3 separate regions of the Homo sapiens genome follow, and regions 2 and 3 are each linked to region 1. The links are chromatin contacts, found by Hi-C or POLR2A ChIA-PET in ENCODE. All regions are on one chromosome and are shown on one strand. Each heading gives the region's core, a stretch centred on a gene start or an enhancer-like site at or near the end of the contact. The rest is flanking DNA. Distances are from core to core; before and after follow the strand shown. Region 1 holds the start of SRSF6 (serine and arginine rich splicing factor 6). Region 2 holds the start of LINC01754 (long intergenic non-protein coding RNA 1754). Region 3 holds the start of ACTR5 (actin related protein 5).

What was found. A loop is a pair of places that touch in the nucleus more often than their neighbours do. ChIA-PET counts read pairs that join two places held with the same protein, here RNA polymerase II (POLR2A). Pooled maps may share reads with other maps.
Region 2: a pooled map shows a loop between it and region 1 (7-fold over the local background). The contact joins the promoter of LINC01754 here to the promoter of SRSF6 in region 1. A Hi-C loop is called at or near these places in 1 of 50 pooled maps. POLR2A ChIA-PET finds 5 or more read pairs at or near these places in 2 of 52 experiments (CD4-positive, alpha-beta T cell and T-cell).
Region 3: a map of CD8-positive, alpha-beta T cell shows a loop between it and region 1 (11-fold over the local background). The contact joins the promoter of ACTR5 here to the promoter of SRSF6 in region 1. A Hi-C loop is called at or near these places in 3 of 168 maps with a recorded cell type or tissue (CD8-positive, alpha-beta T cell, naive thymus-derived CD4-positive, alpha-beta T cell and sigmoid colon) and 15 of 50 pooled maps. POLR2A ChIA-PET finds 5 or more read pairs at or near these places in 1 of 52 experiments (T-cell).

Annotation. Positions count from the first base shown.
Region 1 is chr20:43,456,070-43,459,840 of GRCh38, reverse strand. It overlaps SRSF6 (serine and arginine rich splicing factor 6), which reads right to left and starts at 1,945. Exons shown (of 6, transcript NM_006275.6): 1 at 1,701-1,945; 2 at 1,332-1,480; 3 at 1-70. The coding sequence starts at 1,807. RefSeq lists silencers at 1,159-1,418, 1,429-1,528 and enhancers at 1,669-1,768, 1,200-2,147, 2,069-2,228, 2,289-2,608.
Region 2 is chr20:47,410,861-47,414,546 of GRCh38, reverse strand. LINC01754 (long intergenic non-protein coding RNA 1754) reads left to right here and starts at 2,403. Exons shown (of 3, transcript NR_146496.1): 1 at 2,403-2,477. RefSeq lists an enhancer at 1,593-1,752.
Region 3 is chr20:38,746,686-38,750,001 of GRCh38, reverse strand. ACTR5 (actin related protein 5) reads right to left here and starts at 1,542. Exons shown (of 9, transcript NM_024855.4): 1 at 1,149-1,542. The coding sequence starts at 1,523. RefSeq lists silencers at 1,307-1,496, 1,797-2,066 and an enhancer at 1,445-1,946.

The DNA.
Region 1 (3,771 bases), core at 696-3,195:
TCTGTACGAACAGGTGGTCCGTATTTGTCTCTGCCAGATGTTCTCCGACTGCTGTATCCACCTCCACCACCTTTATCACATGAAGGGAACAATTAGATGCCTTGTAATGATAAAAACGCATAATGTCTTTGAAAGTTAGTACAAACATATCAACTTTTATTTACTGGAGTAGGACTTTGCTATTATATTGCTAAACCTTCGACACATTTGTGATTTGCCATAAAATTAAATTAAGGGCAAGTCAAATAGACTAAATCCAACTAAACCTCTCCTACAATCTGTTAGAGAGTGACTGCTCCTTTATTCGATTTACCTCGCTAAGTTTTATTTTACAGAACATTGTAAAATATAAAACTTAACTGATTACATGCATTTCTACATTTTACAAAAATGTTTACTAGTTTTACACTAAGTACTTACATCACAGTGTGAGGTTTTTGGTGGTGGTTTGGCCACAAAACACGCAAGGTAACAGTCACCTAGTTCAGATTAACCAGTTTTGTCTAACCCTTGGAATCCTCACCATCACCCTGCGTCTAATGGCAAAAGGCTGCTGTCGTCATGGCTTCCGGTAAGGTCAGCCAAAGGGTCATAGGGCAAGGGTCACACAATGTATGGAAAAGCCAAGGCCAATCAGGAAAGGCAGTCATCTTAGCCTCAGTGGACACAGCCTCAGCCCCATTGGTCACTTTCAAATTGAAACATCAAGGACTTGTTAAAAAGTTTGAATTCAACATGCAACAATTTAAACATCAAACATTTAACATAACCAAAAATCCCCCCAACCTCCTCCCAATAACATGCCCCAATTAGTTCAAATACAGCATAAAGCTTATTTAGATCTACTTTGTGGTACAATACCACATTACTTAAAAATAGTACATTCTTTGGCCCCCATCAAGTTCCATAGCTTTAAGACCTATACTTTATGCTCCTCCCCTTCCCCGTCCCCCGCGCCCCCTACCCCACCTCCACCCGAGCCTGCCCCCGAACCTCTAACTAATGCACTGATAGGTAAGTAAGGAGAATACAACAAATACAGCCACCCCTTACTTCCTCTGTGGGAAGAACCCGTGACAGTGCTGACAAGGGGCCAGAAGAAGCCACCCACCTCCCAACTTGGCAAATAAACAAAACCAAACACCCAAACCCAATCCCCGCGCTCCGGCGTCCCATGGCTGCCCCGGGCAGACGTGAAGGCAGCGGGGCTCGGGGACACCCAAGTCAAACGACCCCCGGCCCTCGCGCCTGCCCGGGCTGGGAGGCCCCACCCCACCCACCCCCGCCCCCAGGGTCCCCAAGGGCGCGGAGCGCGCGGGGGTGGGACTCACTGCGGCTTCCGTAGCTGTAGCCGTCGCGATCGCGACGCGGGCCCCGGGCGTGCTCTACGATCACGCGCTCGCCGCAGAGCTCCTTGCCGTTCAGCTCGTAAACGGCGTCGTCGGCGTCGCGGGAGTCCTCGAACTCCACGAAGCCGTACCTAGGGGCGGTGCGAGGGCCGGACAACCGCGGGGGAGTCGTTAGCCAGGACGCGCACGTGCGCGCGCCCGTACCCCACCGCGCGCCCCCGCGACGCCGCGCCGTCGCCATCTTTGAGGCCCTGCCACGCGGCGCCGCGGCCTTGGCCGCTTCTTTCCTTGGAGAGTTCCCGCCGCCACCAGGCCTGGGACGCTGGGCGCGGGCGCCCAGGCCCGACTCACCCATTTTTGAGGTCTACTTCGAGGAGGCGGCCATAGCCACTGAAAAAGCGCTGGATGTCCTTCTCCCGGACGTTGTAGCTCAGGCGTCCTATGTAGACGCGCGGCATGTCCGTGGCGGGCGGGGACCCAAGGGCTGGTTGTCGAACGGCGGACCGCAAGCCAGTAACCGCGGTGCGGGTGCGGGGACGGCAAGAGCCCGAACACGCGCCTCACACCACAGGGGCGGCCGAGTCCAGCCACACAATGGCGCGCGCGCGCGCCAGGCTTTCGCTATATGGGCGGCCGGTGGGGCGGGGCCTGGAGCGTGATGTCAGCGCGCAGCGGCACGTCCGTCCCGCGTCGTCCCTGGGCTAGATGGTGACTGGCGAGTCCGTTGCCCGCGACGTTTCGGTGTAGTGCGGTCTTGCTAGCTTCTAGGATTTTTCTCTAGCCCTCCCCACCGTCTTTGAAAACACAATGTCTCTAATCCAGCCGCAGAACTGCTTTCTAATTTGTACCTTTTATAAAACTGTGCGCGATCTCTTCGGGGTTGAAGCTCGGGAGGCGGGCTGAGCGAATCCCCGTTTTTCATTGGTTCTCGAGGTTATCATAATAGGTCGCCGCGGTCTCTGCTTGGTGGCTTAAAACGAGGCTGCGGATTTCTCCCAGCGATTGGTTGATGCTCGTTTTGATGGGGACCGCGGTCTCGGACCCAGTCGCTTGTCTTGTTTCGCAGAATCTGAGGATCGCGCGCCGAGGTCTTGCTGACCGGGCGGAGGTCGCGTTGCGAGCGCGCAGACCCGCCGACATCAGCCTCTCCGGGTCTCACTCGCAGCCTTCGCCTCCCCGGACGTTCCCCTCTCCCTCCATGGGTCTTTCTTGGAGCCCTGGCAGCTTGACTCACTTGTGGATTGGGCTATCCGTGGCAATCCTACGCTCACTGTAGGTGCTCAAAAGGGAGCGTGGACGAGACCCGGCAGCCCTCCCACAGCGACGAACGATTTTTTTTCTCCCGTGTATGGAAAGTCCTTTGTCCCAATACTATCATTTCCTCCACTGACTTGAAAGTGCCTTATTTTGTGAGTTTATCAATGGAGATGCTATTTAAAGCTGTAGAACCAGATTGAAAACCTCAAAGGAGTAAGTTTAAGTGGAGAGCGGAAGACCCAGGCCAACGCCTGGGGTACTCTGAAATTTAAGCGCAGGAAAGGAGACTGGGAGGAGTGACTAGCGAGGTAGGGAGAAGACCAGGAGAGTAGGTGTCACCGCCGAAGCTAAAAAAAAAAAAAAAAAAAAAAAGGGATATCACTGAGATAACACCAGCTCTTTAGATATTTATGTATTCCTGCTCTGTTTTGAGTGGTGCAACCTCAATATCCTTAAGCTTCGGGTTGAAAAAGGGGGGTTTTGTCCTCCTGGAGCTATTTGGAAGTCTAGAGGGAAACGTTGTTTGTCACGACTGGGGGAGGTAGAGGCCGTGCTTAAAGTTAGATAAATAAAAAATACGAGTCTGTAATCCCCACACCTTGGGAAGCTGAGGCAAGAGGATCTCTTGAGCCCAGGTGTTCGAGGCTGCAGTGAGCTATGATCATGCCACTGCACTCCAGCCTGGGTGACAAAGCAAGACTCCAACCTGCCTGAAGGAAAGAACAAAGCTTCCGCAGCGTGGAAGGGGACCCGAGCGGGTTGCCACTGCTGGCTGGACCGCCAGTTTTTAGTCCCTTATTTGGCCCTGCCTACATCCTGCTGATTGGTCCATTTTACAGAATGTTGATTGGTCCGTTTTTACAGAGTGCTGATTGGTGTGTTTACAAACCTTTAGCTAGACAGAGAGCACTGATTGGTGTGTTTTCAATCCTTTAGCTAGACGGGAAAGTTCTCCAAGTCCCCACCCAACCCAGAAGCCCAGCCGGCTTCACCTCTTCACCTCGGTAGGCAGAATAAGGGTTCCCCCTAAAGATGTCTATGTCCTAATCCTAATCCTAATCCCTGAAACCTGTGAAGATGTTACCTTGTATGTCAAAAGGGACTTTGCAGATCTGATTAAGTTGAGCATCTTGAGATGCAGAGATGCCCCGGGATTGTCCAGGTG
Region 2 (3,686 bases), core at 1,154-3,653, 4.0 Mb before region 1:
AAATGAATGAGTTTGCTGTGTTCCTGCAAAACTTTGTTTACAAAACAGGTGCCAGGCCAGGCAAGGTGGTTCATGCCCGTAATCCCAGCACTTTGGGAGGCCGAGGCGGGTGGATCATCTGAGGTCAGGAGTTCAAGACCAGCCTAGGCAACATGGTAAAACCCCGTCTCTACTAAAAATATAAAAATTAGCCGGGCATGGTGGGGCGTGCCTGTAGTCCCAGCTACTCGAGAGGCCGAGACAGGAGAATCACTTGAACCTGGGAGGCAGAGGTTGCAGTGAGCCAAGATCACACCACTGCACTCAAGCCTGGGCAACAGAGGGAGACTCCATCTAAAATAAATAAATAAATAAATAAATAAACAAACAAACAAACAAACAAACAAACAAAAACAAAAACAGGTGCCAGACTGGGTTTGGTTTTCTGTGGGCCTTGGTTTGCTGACCAGTGTTATAGAAAAGACAACATATAAGGATATATAAGGTGGCCGGGCATGGTGGCTCACACCTATAATCCCAGCACTTTGGGAGTCCAAGGTGGTGGATCGCTTGAACTCAGGAGTTCGAGACCAGCTTGGGCAACATGGTGAAACCCTCTCTCTACCAAAAATACAAAAAATTAGCCAGGCATGGTGGTGTATGCCTATGTTACCAACTACTCAGGAGGCTGAGGTGTGAGGTTGAGGTTATAGTGAGGGAGGTAGAGGCCGGGAAGGTAGAGGTTGCAGTGAGCTGAGTTTACACCACTGCACTCCAGCCTGAGTGACAGAGCGAGAACCCTGTCTCAAAACAAACAAGCAAACAAACAAACAAAGGATATATAATTTTATATTATAAGGATATATTTACCAAGATGTTTGTTGCAGTTTTTTGGGTTTGTTTTTTTTTTTTTGGAGACAGGATCTCTGTCTGTCTGTATGATTGATGGAGACCTGGTTTTTCCCATTCAGCAACTATTCGCCCCCCAAATCGTGACAACAGCACCCGATTTCCCTTCCCCACCTTCAGTCCCTGTGGAATGCATGGGGTGCCTCAACTGCCTCTGTTCAACAGGAGACACATGAGCCAGCATTGTGTTTGAGCTGGCTCGAACTAGCTCACTAGAGCTGATGGGACATGACAAGAGTTCTGTAAACCGGTTGACACTACATTGGTAATTGAAATCGGCTATGGTTTCAAGCTAATGGGGGTACTTACATCATAGAAATCAGGAAACACTACAAATCAAAACTTTTATTTTCTCAAAAAGACTATTGTTAGACATTTATCAACACACCACTGCGTTTAGCTCAGATCTGGTCAATCAGAGGGCCACAGCTTCCTGGCCGTAGAGCAGGACTGGGCACAGAACTCAAGCAAGACCATGAAAGTCAGCTCAGGTGTTAGAAAGGATGCTCTGTTCTACTGGGGCTCCTGGACTGGTAGGATTAAGCCCACAGTTGTGAGAAGCCACTAATAGAGGATATAAGGTGTAAGGAACTAAAAGATGGTGAAAGTTCAAGTCCTGTTGACATTATTTGAGGCCCTTGATTCAGCATTGCCTAAAACTAGAATGTCCCCTGTGCTACAAGCCAGTACATGTACTACATTCTCTTTCTAGCATATACTGCTGGTGCCCTATAGCAAATCCCCTTGGCCTGCTTCTGAGATTAGCTACAACTATGATGGACAGGCTGGCAGCTCCCACCTCACACACACATCTGTTTCTCTTCTTCTTCTTCTTCTTTTTTGAGAGAGTCTCACTCTGTCACCCAAGCTAAACTGTAGTGGCGTGATCTCAGCTCACTGCAACTTCCGCCTCCTGGGCTCAGGTGATCCTCCCACACTAGTCTCTTTTTTATTATTTTGAGATGGAGTCTCATTCTGTTGCATAGGCTGGAGGGCAGTGGGGTGATCTCGGCTCACTGACACCTCCACCTCCCAGGTTCAAGTGATTCTCCTAACTCAGCCTCCCAAGTAGCTGAGATTACAGGTGCAAGCCACCACGCCCAGCTAATTTTTGTATTTTTAGTAGAGATGGGGTTTTGCCATGTTGGCCAGCCTGGTCTTGAACTCCTGACCTCAAGTAATCCACTTGCCTCAGCCTCCCAAAGTGCTGGGTTTACAGGCATGAGCCACCGCATCTGACTGTTTTTCTTTTCTCTTGAGGCAAAGTCTTGCTCTGTTGCCCAGGCTGCTGGCAGTGGCATGATCACAGCTCACTGCAGCCTCAACCTCCTAGACTCGAGCAATTTTCTCACTTCAGCCTCCTGAGTTGCTGGGACCACAGGTGCACGCACCACCCCCTGGCTTTTATTTTTTTATTTTTTTTATTTTTTGGCAGAGACAGTGTCGCCTTATGTTGCCCAGGCTGAACACCTGTGTCTCTTAACCTAAGAGCTGTCTCCAGCACAGGATGCAAGACAGCCCCAAAAAAGTGTTAGGGACTTAAAGCCACCAGAAGCTTTTCTTAACCAATGGAATACAGGAGTCAATGGGTAAGTACCCCAGCTTCTCAGTTCCCTGGAGGGACAATTGTGATTTGGGGTTTTTTGGGTTTTTTTCCTACCTACATCAAAAAAGGAATGCAGAAAATATGTCCACCATATATTCTACAGCTCAGGGAATTTTTTTTTAAGACTGGATGAGGGCCAGGCGCGGTGGCTCACGCCTGTAATCCCAGCACTTTGGGAGGCCGAGGCGGGCGGATCACAAGGTCAGGAGATCAAGACCATCCTGGCTAACACGGTGAAACCCCGTCTCTACTAAAAAAAAATACAAAAAATTAGCCGGGTGTGGTGGTGGGTGCCTGTAGTCCTAGCTACTCGGGAGGTTGAGGCAAGAGAATGGCATGAACCCGGGAGGCAGAGCTTGCAGTGAGCTGAGATCACGCCACTGCACTCCAGCCTGGGCGACAGAGTGAGACTCCATCTCAAAAAAAAAAAAAAAAAAAAAAGACTGGATGAGGCTCTCTAACCCAGATGCATACCAGGTTTTGAGGCTCAGAGCTTAGTGAAACTAAGCCTTGTGTCCCACAAAATTCTGATGCTCATGCAAGAAATATCCAACTGGGGAGGATACTCTGTCCGTGGACTGATTTGCCCAGGCACAAATTCAGGCTGAAAATAGCAAACTAAAGTTAGCCGAGATGTTCTGCCTTGTGGCCTCCTTCAGGAACATCCTGTCCAGAGGAAAGGATATTTAAGGAGAAAGGAAGCAGCACAAGTTCGACTCAGCCAAGAAACAGAGGAAGGACATCCCAAGCACGAAGTGGGGCACCAGTCTGTGTTCCAGCGAGAGGTGGGGGATAAACAACCATGAAACATCTACTGTGTGTGTGTATTCATGTATTTTACAGATATTCTCTTCTCTCACTTTGTCCTTTATGTTTTTAATTTTCCTTAAACTTCTTGTTCTCTCTGTTCACTTACACATTGGTTTTTGTTTGTTTGTTTGTTTGTTTGTTTGTTTGTTTTGGGACGGAGTCTTGCTCTGTCGCCCAGGCTGAAGTGCAGTGGCATGATATCAGCTCACTGCAACCTCTGCCTCCGAGGTTCAAGTGATTCTTCTGCCTCAGCCTCTCAAGTAGCTGGGATTACAGGTGCCTGCCACTACACCTGGCCAATTTTTGTATTTTTAGTAGAGATGGGGTTTCACCATGTTGGCCAGGCTGTTCTCCAACTCCTGACCTCAAGTGATCCGCCCAC
Region 3 (3,316 bases), core at 293-2,792, 4.7 Mb after region 1:
AAAGAAAAGGGCAAATAAATGAGTGGTAACAGAATACTCTTTTTGAAGCATAAAAGAACCCAAAATCCTTATTGCAGGACTGAATTTGCTTTTGGCTTCTTAATCAAAAACCTGATCAGAGGCGATTATAAAACTCCCATCTCATCTTTACTTGAAAATACGAAAGTAGAGTCAATTTAAGTTATTAAGTCAAGGTCCCATCCAAACTGTCAGCAAATCGTGTTGGCTCTATCTTCAAAGTATTTCCAGAATCCAACTGCTTCTAATGACATTCCCTGCTATCTGCCTCATCTAAGCCACCATCATCCCTTACCTGGGTTATTCCAACAGCCTCCTAACTCGTCCCTGTTTCCACCCTATGATCCAAGACAATTCATTCTCCATACAGCAGTAATAGTGATCCTTTTAAAACACAAGTCAGGTCCTTCTTCAGCTCAACACCCTGCCATGGCTCCCCATTTCACTCAGTAAAAGCCTATAAGGTGTGTGATCTGCCTCTCCACTACCTCTCTGACATCCTCTTTCAGGTACTACTCTCCCCCTCACACAGGCAGCCTTGCAGTTAGGATTAGGGCACACTCCTGCCTCGGGGCCTTTTTACTGGCTGCTCCCTCTGCCTGGACCGTTTTTCCTTCAGATATTCACATGGCTTGCTACCTGAATCACCTCCTTCAAGTCCTTGCTCAAACATCACCTTCACGAGTCCTACCCTGACCATCTTACTGAAAAAATGTAACTCCCTCCTCTCCTATCACGGCGTAGAATCTACTATTTCTATGTTTACTGTCTGCCTTTTCATACTAGAATATCTTTCCATAGTATTAACAGCTCCATAAGCACAGGAAGTTTTGTGTTCACACATGTACTCCAAATGCCTAAAAAGTGCCTGACACAGAGTAAGTGCTCAATACGTATTTGTTAATAAATGGGCTTCTTAACAAACAAGCATATATGCCCAAAGGTATGCTCCAAGATACAAGGAGCAGCATTTTATTCGCTGCTACACCCACAGCGCCTAGCATCTGGTCGACTAAAAGACAATCGGAGCTACTGAAGTGACTGTTACCTCTCCGAGAGCAGAGTGAGCGGAGACGAGACCGCACCCCTCCCCTCAAACCCAGCCCAGCCCAGCCTACTCCGCCCTTCACCTGTGAGGAGACACCCAGGTGCTGGAAGCTGTAGTCCAGCAGCAACTCCTGAAGCTCCAGGTTGACCGGCACGTTGCGGTCGAAGGGCGAGCGCAGCATCCAGCGCAGTGGCTCCAGGCTGCCCAGAGCGTTCCCCACCTGCGGGCCCGACGCGCCCCGTGCCCCGCCACGACCGCGGGCGCACACCGCGCGGAACTGCAGGCGCGGCTCGGGACCTGGGTCCTGCCCGGGACACGCCCAGCCAGCGCGGACTTGGAACGACCCGTTGTCCAGCACCAGCGGTACCGGCAGTGGCCCGTGTGCCACCGGGCCGGCCTCCAGCACTGGGTCCGGTGCGGCACGGGCGTCGCGGAACGGGAACACGTTCGCCGCCATCTTGGAGCGCGCGTCCAGCCCCGCCCCTCGGCGCAGTGTCCGCCCAGACGCCGCGAAACCGCGCCCCCGACGTCACGCCGCGCGATTCAGGCCTTTAAGTACCTCGATGCCCCCTCCCTTCTCGAAGCCCGGCCAGCCTTTCCACTTGACTCGCCTCTGGCTGTCAAGGCTGCTTTCAGGATCGCTGAGACGTACCCATTCTGGCTGCGAAATTCTACGTTTCTTAACCTCTCCCCCAATAGCCTATGAGTGCCCACGCCCCTTCACTCTAGCCGGGACGCCCGGTTTGGAAGCCCCGCCCCAAAGCCTATCGCCGCCAGGCCCCGCCCCTTTCTGGCTGCCAGCTTCAGCGCCGCGCTCGGTGGAGCCCCGCCTCTCTGCCTGGCCACGCCCCATTGCCGGGCGCGCACCGTCGGCCGGGCGCGCACCGTCGGCCGGGCGCGCACCTTCGACCGCCGGCGGCCCCGCCTCCGCGTGGCTGTCTCGCCCTCAGTCTTGCGTCCTGGCTAGAAGGGTCCTTTATCTTTTGACGCTTCCTTTACGTTAAGAAATCTCAAACTCTGCCGACTGTTCAATTTCTTGACTAGGGAGCTGACTACTCAGTTCTGTTCACTTTACTAACTCGCACAGACTGTGTCTTCTCACTAAGACACAGTGTTTTCTCAAACCCTGAGAAAAGACTGCTGATTGTTCCCCAAGCATTCCCTCTCTTTTAGTGGCATCACCTCCCACTCCCACGTGGCCATCCGTCTGGCTGCGATCTAGATGCGCTCATGTGACTAAATTCTGGCCAGGAGCGGGTGGGAGAGGAGGCCATGTGTGTGACCCACTCAGTTTTAGCCCTAAAAGCACTCGTCGCGCTCTATCCTGTCGCATTTCCATCTTTTCACTAGCTAAGGGGGTAAGAATTAGAGCAGTTGTTTTACTACAACCTTTTTTTGTGCAGTGGGGCGATCTCGGCTCACTGCAGCCTCGACTTCCTGGACTCAAGTGATTCTCCCGCCTCAGCCTCCTAAGTAGCTGAGATTACAGGCGTGCACCACCACGCCCAGCTAATTTTTATATTTTTAGTAGAGAAGGGATTTCACTATGTTGCCCATGCTGGCCATAACCATTTTGAAAGAAGAAAAAGAATAGAGCAGCTGCCTTGAATCTACTCTACCAGGTCTATAACACTTCAGTTTGAGAGATAAAATCAAATTAGTTACAAAAGATATTGTAAGCGAGAAATGAAACTCCTAACTTATCTCAAGAACCTCTATTAACAGTGTTTGTTGTTGTTGTTGTTTGTTTTTTTTAAGACGGAGTCTGGCTCTGTCACCCAGGCTGGAGTGCAGTGGTGTGATCTTGGCTCACTGCAACCTCCACATCCCCGGTTCAAGCAATTCACCTGCCTCAGCCTCCCGAGTAGCTGGGATTACAGGCATGCTCCACAACACCCAGCTAATTTTTTTTATTTTTAATACAGACGGGATTTCGCCACGTTGGCCAGGCTGGTCTCGAACTCCTTGGCTCAAGTGATCCGCCTGCCTCGGCCTCCCAAAGTGCTGGGATTACAGGCTTGAGACGACGGGCCCAGCCTGTTAACACACCTAAACCAGATTGGGAGCCAGCCCAGTGGCAAAAATCAGGTTGTGTTGTCTTTCAACACACGTCCATTGTTCAGATATCTGAAGTAACCATCGTTAAGTTAATTAAGAGGGGGACCAGCAGAACACAGAAACCAGTAAATGTAAGTTAGTGAATGTTAATTTAAGAATTGTGTCTATGTATATTAATATGAAAAAGCACTG